Linked DNA regions of Homo sapiens: region 1 is linked to region 2. Evidence: chromatin contacts called from ENCODE Hi-C or POLR2A ChIA-PET data. All regions are on one chromosome and are shown on one strand. Each heading gives the region's core, a stretch centred on a gene start or an enhancer-like site at or near the end of the contact. The rest is flanking DNA. Distances are from core to core; before and after follow the strand shown. Region 1 overlaps USP40 (ubiquitin specific peptidase 40). Region 2 overlaps SAG (S-antigen visual arrestin).

Region 1 (3,258 bases), core at 309-2,808, 190 kb before region 2:
ATAAAGAGTAGAATGATGTTTCAGAGCTCTAATGTACATTCCCAAAGAGGACTTCGGCAAGCCCATTAATGCTTCTGTGTGAATTAGAAAGAAGGCACCTCTTCAGGACCCTTTACTACTATCTGTGGGAAAATGTTAGAACAAGATACTCTACTGCCGGCTGCAATTATAAAACAAAACTCTATGTAGAAATGCAGTATACAATATATATGCCATGTGTGACACTCCTTAGATGTGGCCCTTTTGTGCAGTGTCAGTCTACAGACTGCACATGGCTGCCCTGTTGTTAAATGAAATCTAGATCCAGTGGGGTAGGCTCCTGGCATAGGTGCTCTTTTAAAGCTCCCCTAGTGATTTGCAGGGTGCAGGCAGAAGCCAGCAACTGTTTACTTACAGAAGTTCTCTGTGAAAAATGTGGCAACAAATTATGTAGGTAAATCAAAGAATATTTGGAGTCATGAATATAGACTCTATAGACTACTGCCTAACATTACCCTGCAAAGGTAGCCCACTTATCATAGAGACGACTCAGTAGAACTTGGTCACCTCTAATTAGTCACATTAAGTGACACATGCAGAGTTTTGGAAGTGATGCCTAAGGAAAGGTATTAATTTCTGATCTTTTCTTTTTACCTACAGCTTGTTGACCAAGGAAGAGAAATGGGTCACTAGTATGAATGAGATTGACTGGCTCCACGTTAAAAATTTATGCCAGTTAGAATCTGAAGAGAAGCAAGTTAAAATATCAGCAACTGTTAACACAGTGAGTAGAATATAATTAAAGGTTGGCTGATAGATTTTCAGTTAACAGAATTTTATTTAGAAAACAATACCTTAATCTTTCAGAACAGTTGTCTCAATAGACTTCAGCTCTTAGGAAGTCAGCTTTTTATTTAACATTTGATTATTGCTTGTTTACCTATGTTAGCCCTTAGCATATTTCAAGAAAATACGTGCCTTTTAAAATTTCCTCCAAAGCCTAGAATTAGAATGTGGGAGTTACTCATTTAGTTAGTTCATGGAATTCTCTGGCTCCCACAAAATGAAATTCTTTGGCTTCCTTGAAAATGCTGTTTTCAAGGGTCTTTTCTGTATTTTTTTTAAGCCAAGTATACATATGTTTTGGTTTTGTGTTGTGGACTTCTGTTTTTTAAATTTATCTTAAATTGTTTTACATTATACTCTGTTTTTCTGTAAAGCCAGGTGTTCTTAAAAGGAACTCTTTCAGTTCTCCATTTGAAGACTAGTTTCGTTAAACACCATCTCAGGAAATACCTTTTTATATTTATGTAGTCTCAATTCATTATGGGTTTTTTTTCTATAACAAGTTGAAACTTACTAGAATGTTGTTTTCTTTTATATAAATATTATAATTTCTTAAAGTGTGTTAATATTTACACTGTATGATGAATACACTAAAGTTCAGAAGATCTAGTACCTTGACCCTAAGTGAGAGACTTTGGTGAAGTCCTTTATGACTCACTCTGTTTCTTCTTTTCACAATGTGGGGTGCTGTGGGAGGACAGATTGTCTGACATCGGTTTTACTCCTAAATTTACAAGATTTTGTATCCTAGAGGAAATTAGGTTAAACTGAAAAAGGGAAAGAATCTAAAATAAAGTCATTTAAACAGAAATTTTAAATAGTGCACTCGGGCTGATAGTATACATTTTTATTTATGCTTACTGGCCCCACATTCATCATTCCTGACATAGAGAAATGTGATTGCCTGCAGTTTATTTTGTTTGCTTTCATGAGAAAAGTTACTGGTTTGTCAGCTTATTGCCTTTCAGCTAGTTTCTTTAGTTTCTGTAGTTTTCTACAGTTTCTGTAGTTTTCTGTAGGTGTCCTTTCTGTTCCAATTAACATCAATTTGGTAAAAACTTAACTATGAAGTCCTAAGTTTTTGCTTTTGATCTTATAAAAGGATTTCAGGGATGGAAAAATTTCCAGTGGGCAAAAACTACTAAATGTCAGGTAATTAATATCTCAAATAATTTGTTTATGCACACAGTGACAATCCTCATTTTCATCTCCTCCCATTTTTTACAACTTAGTCATTATTTTATTTCTCTGTTTTAGATGGTGTTTGATATTCGAATTAAAGCCATAAAGGAATTAAAATTAATGAAGGAACTAGGTAATCATTTACATTTTCTTTTCGGTTCTTAGTTTAGCTTAATTTTGGTCTTGAATTGAAGAAAATATAGGAGAATACAAAAAACAGTTTAGGGAGAACTCACATACCTACCACCCAAAATGGACAAATATTAACATTTTGTCATATGTTTGTTTTTGTTTGAAACATTATAAATGAAGTTAAAGTCCCCTGTGTTCTCCTCCTCAGACCTATTCTTTCTCTCCTTCCCCAGATACAATGAGTATATCTGATGTGGGTGTGTATCTAGTCCATGTATTCATGTTGTACTATACTGAATGTATATTCTGCAAACTCACTATTCACTTACCATTAGGCTTTCTGTGACAGCCTTATTAAGATATAATCTACATACCATAAAATTCACTCAGTTTAAGTGTTTAATTCAGTAATCATCAGTAAATGTGTAGAGTTCTATAACCATCACCACAATCCAGTTTTAGAATACTTCCATTACTCCAAAAATATCCCTGTACCCATCTGTATTCCAAGCCCCTGGCAACCACTAATCTGCTTTCTGTCTCTATAGACTTTATTTTCTTAATGTTTAATGTAATTGGAATCATAAAACATATAGTCTTTTGTGTCTGGCTTCTTTCACATAGCATATCATTTTTGAGGTTAGTCCATGATTTAGTACGTATCAATAGCTTGTTCCTTTGCATTGCTGACTAGTCTAGTATTCCATTATATGGATAGTATCACATTTTGTTTATCCTGGACAAACATGAATTGATAGACATTTGGATTGTCTCTACTTTTGTGCTTTTATGAATAATGCCACTATGAACTTTTACACATAAGTCTTGGTGAGGAGATATGTTTTCATTTCTCTTGGGTACATGTACCGGATTGGAATTGCTGGGTCATTTGCAAATTTATGTTTAACTTTATAAGAAACTCTCGCACTATTATCCAAAGTGACTGAACCATTTATACTCCCACTAGCAGTGTGTCAGGGTTGCAGTTTCTACATGTCCTTGTCAATCTGTGATTAATTGTGATTATCTTTTTTTTTTTTTTTTTTTTGAGACAGAGTCTCACTCTGTCAGCCAGGCTGGAGTGCAGTGACACGATCTCCGCTCACTGCAACCTCCGTC
Region 2 (3,553 bases), core at 549-3,048:
CTGAGTGGCCTCTAGCTTCAGACTTGTCAGCATGGTCCAGTCCAGCTCCCAGGCTCCTCCAGCCTTTGGGGGACTTTGGAATGCTTTCCAGTTTCCTGGGAATCTTTGACCCAAAATGCACCCAACACTTTGAAAGAGGACCAGGTGATGGAATACATATTAGGGGAAAACTCAGCCAGGATCCTTTGCTCCCATGTTGCTGAGCACATGAGGAAAGGTGAACCAGGGCCAAGACCCCTCCAGGGCACAGGGATGTGCGAGGATCCCCTAAAGGCAGAACAGAGCCCAATCTTGGCAGAAAGGAGGCAGTGAGTGGTGGTTCTTTCCTGTCTCCCTCCCTTGTAGACCTACAGTTTGAATCTGTTTTGAATAACAGTAATAGTTTCTCCTAAAGTTGCCTTTTAAATATTCCCATATAGGCCAGGTGCGGTGGCTCACGCCTGTAATTTCAGCACTTTGGGAGGCTGAGGCAAGCAGATCACCTGAGGTCAGGAGTTTGAGACCAGCCTGGCCAACAGGTGAAACCCTGTCTCTACTAAAAATACAAAATCAGCCAGGCACGGTGGCTCACTCCTGTAATCCCAGCACTTTGGGAGGCCGAGGTGGGCAGATCACCTGAGGTCAGGAGTTCGAGACCAGCCTGGCTAACATGGTGAAACCCCATTTCTAATAAAAATACAAAAAATTAGCCAGGGGTGGTGGCGTGTGCCTGTAATCCCAGCTACTCAGGAGGCTGAGGCAGGAGAATCACTTGAACCCAGGAGGCAAAGGTTGCAGTGAGTCAAGATCGCGCCATTGCACTCCTGCTTGGGCAACAAGAGCAAAACTCCGTCTCAAAAAAAAAAAAAAATACAAAATTAGCTGGGCTTGGTGGCGGGCTCCTGTAATTCCAGCTACTTGGGAGACTGAGTCAGGAGAATGGCTCGAACCTGGGTGGTGGAGGTTGCAGTGAGCTGAGATCTCACCACTGCACTCCAGCCTGGGCAACAGAGTGAGACTCCATCTCAAAAAAATCTATCTATTACCTTATATTATCTTAAGGAATCAGTTGTCTTTCATCATTCCCCTACCCTAACCTTCCTCTAACCCTGATAATATTTTTTACATACAACGGTGCTTAGAACATGCCAGCAAGGCAAAGAGTTAAGACCTGGTCGAGCTATCCTCTCGGGGGGCTGGAGGTGGGAGATCATCGCCCCCCACTCCAAGCCATGTATTAAATGAATCTATTTGACTTTGTGGCACACAGCAAAGCTGGGCAGGTCTCTCAGGCCAGCATAAAGGAACCATGGCAGGATTCTCATTTGTTTTTGATTCTAACAAAGGGGAAAAGTCATTCACAACAACAGGCTAAGAACAGATATATTCTAATCCAGTTGTCACTGGTATAAGATTTCAATTTGAGATCAAAAGATAGGGAATCCTAGCCTGGGCTGACAGTTCATTTGACCATCTTCTGGGAGGTGGAAATAGTACCAAATTCCTAACAATTCATTCCAAGGATAAATAGAAAAAGCCAGCTGATCCCATGGTGACATTTCTGTCTTTATTTCTCTCCTCTGCGTCATTCTTTGGCTTGCATTAATCCTCAGAACTCCTGTAAGATGGGCACAGAGGGGTGTGGTAGATGCAGAGCTAAGATGCTAACTTTCTGTGCAGCCCTCGAAGGGAGAAAGAGGAAGGAAGTGGAAGGCTGGCGAGCTAGCTGAACATTCTAGTTCCTTCTTCAGCAATAAACGGCGAGAAACTTGACACAGAAGGCTGAGACGCCCAGGAAACGGAAACCCCAACAGCTACTCACTGCGCTTCCTCCATAGCCACGGGCTTGACGTAATAATCACTCGAGTAGAGAACCACATTGGCCACCTGTTCCACTGCAAGGGGAAGACGGGAGTCCGGTGGTCAGCACTGGTCCCCCAACACGTGCACTTTCCCTGCGGCCTCCCAGGGTACACGCTGGTCTCTCCTCTCTGATGATGGTTTCCCTCCACTTCCAAGGCTAGGCTTTCTCAGCCCTCAGCTTCAAGGCTGGGGTTTTGAAGTCCTGTCTCCAGGCCATTTCTGGTCACCCATAACCTGCTCTGTATCAACTCCCACCCATGTCCCCTAAGGCTGCAGCTCCTGGGAGACCCCTCCTTTCCCCTGCTCAGCCCTTTCTAACATCCTCCATCTTACTTCATGAACATTGTCCTTCCTGTCCTCCAAGAGACTAGCTAGAGGCAGTACAGGACTGGTTGGTGGGTGGAACGTGGTGGATAGGAAGGTGGGCCTGGAGCCAGGCTGTTTGGGTGCCAATCTTGGCTTAGCCACTAACTGTGGGGTGAATTATTTATCTATTCTAAGCCTCAGTTTCCCCATCAGTAAAATGGGGGTAATAATTGCATCTAACTCATAGGGACGTTGTGATGATTAAAAAGATGACTTTTAATCACCTTTAAAATTAAGCTTGAGGATTTTTTTAAAAAATAAAGGCAGGGTCTCCCTATATTGCCCAGGCTGGTCTTGAACTCCTGGGCTCAAGGGATCCTCCCACCTTGGCCTCCCAAAGTACTGGGATTACAGGCGTGAACCACTGCACTCAGCCAAAGTTTGAGGATAAAGAAACAATTTGTGCAAGGCATGCAGTACAGTGCCCAGCCTATAGAAAGCAATTAATATTTTGTTTTTAAAAAGTTAACAGCTATCCGGGTGCAGTGGCTCACACCGGTAATCCCAGCACTTTGGGAGGCTGAGGCGGATGGATCACCTGAGGTCAGGGGTTTGAAACCAGCCTGGCCAACATGGCGAAATCCCCATCTCTACTGAAAATACAAAATTAGCCAGGCAAAATTGGTGCACGCCTGTAATCCCAGCTACTTGGGAGGCTGAGGCAGGAGAATGGCTTGAACCCAGGAGCTGGAGGTTGCAGTGAGCCGAGATCACACCACTGCACTCCAGCCTGGGTGACAGAGGGAGACTGTGAAAGAAAGGGAGGAAGGAAGGAAGGAAGGAAGGAAGGAAGGAAGGAAGGAAGGAAGGAAGGAAGGAAGGAAGGAAGGGAGGGAGGGAAAAGTCTAGAATTCCTTAGTCTGCACGCATCAGGATTTCTGACCCTCATCTGTGATGACTCACAGGGAAAAGTGGTATATGACACCTAGGGCCACTGCTCACCCTGGCTTGCCCGGGAGAGCCCATTTTAGGACTGGAAGTTCCACATCCTCAGTCCTGGGCCCTGGGACAGTCACCCCAAGATGCATAAGTCTAACTTTGTCTTGGTCATTGAATGTTTGAGTTAAAAAGTGAACTTAGAGGTTACCCTCACAGGTCATTCCATCATGTCTTCCTCATGAAAGAGCCAAATAAGACCATTATATAAGACCCCCTGTGCTTTGATGCTTTTTGAGCTTAGTTAATGTGTGGGAACAACAGGCAGAAGGCACCTCCCCTGTAGGATATGGGAAGGTCAGCCATGACATGATGGCCATTTGAGCCGAGACAGTCACACTTCACCATTTACAAAGCGCTTCCATGTGGGACCTCCTTCAAGCCACACAAAGCCTGGGAAGGTAGACAA

What was found. Hi-C counts contacts between places; a loop is a spot of excess contacts on that map. ChIA-PET counts read pairs that join two places held with the same protein, here RNA polymerase II (POLR2A). Pooled maps may share reads with other maps.
Region 1: a loop to region 2 is called in a map with no recorded cell type, with 4 times the contacts of the local background. The contact joins two enhancer-like sites. A Hi-C loop is called at or near these places in 1 of 37 single-sample maps with no recorded cell type and 2 of 50 pooled maps. POLR2A ChIA-PET finds 5 or more read pairs at or near these places in 2 of 52 experiments (GM12878 and activated naive CD4-positive, alpha-beta T cell).

What each region holds. Positions count from the first base shown.
Region 1 is chr2:233,518,496-233,521,753 of GRCh38, reverse strand. It overlaps USP40 (ubiquitin specific peptidase 40), which reads left to right. Exons shown (of 32, transcript NM_001365479.2): 17 at 640-763; 18 at 2,083-2,140. Among named protein-coding and RNA genes, the nearest start is that of USP40, 47 kb to the left of the region's middle. Within about 2 kb of position 1,558, at least 3 of the 41 ENCODE cell types and tissues checked have a DNase peak (open chromatin) inside an H3K27ac peak, as active enhancers do; they include GM12878, where a contact is called at or near this core.
Region 2 is chr2:233,329,961-233,333,513 of GRCh38, reverse strand. It overlaps SAG (S-antigen visual arrestin), which reads right to left. Exons shown (of 16, transcript NM_000541.5): 10 at 1,802-1,874. Among named protein-coding and RNA genes, the nearest start is that of DGKD, 23 kb to the left of the region's middle. RefSeq lists an enhancer at 3,255-3,553. Within about 2 kb of position 1,798, at least 19 of the 41 ENCODE cell types and tissues checked have a DNase peak (open chromatin) inside an H3K27ac peak, as active enhancers do; they include GM12878, where a contact is called at or near this core.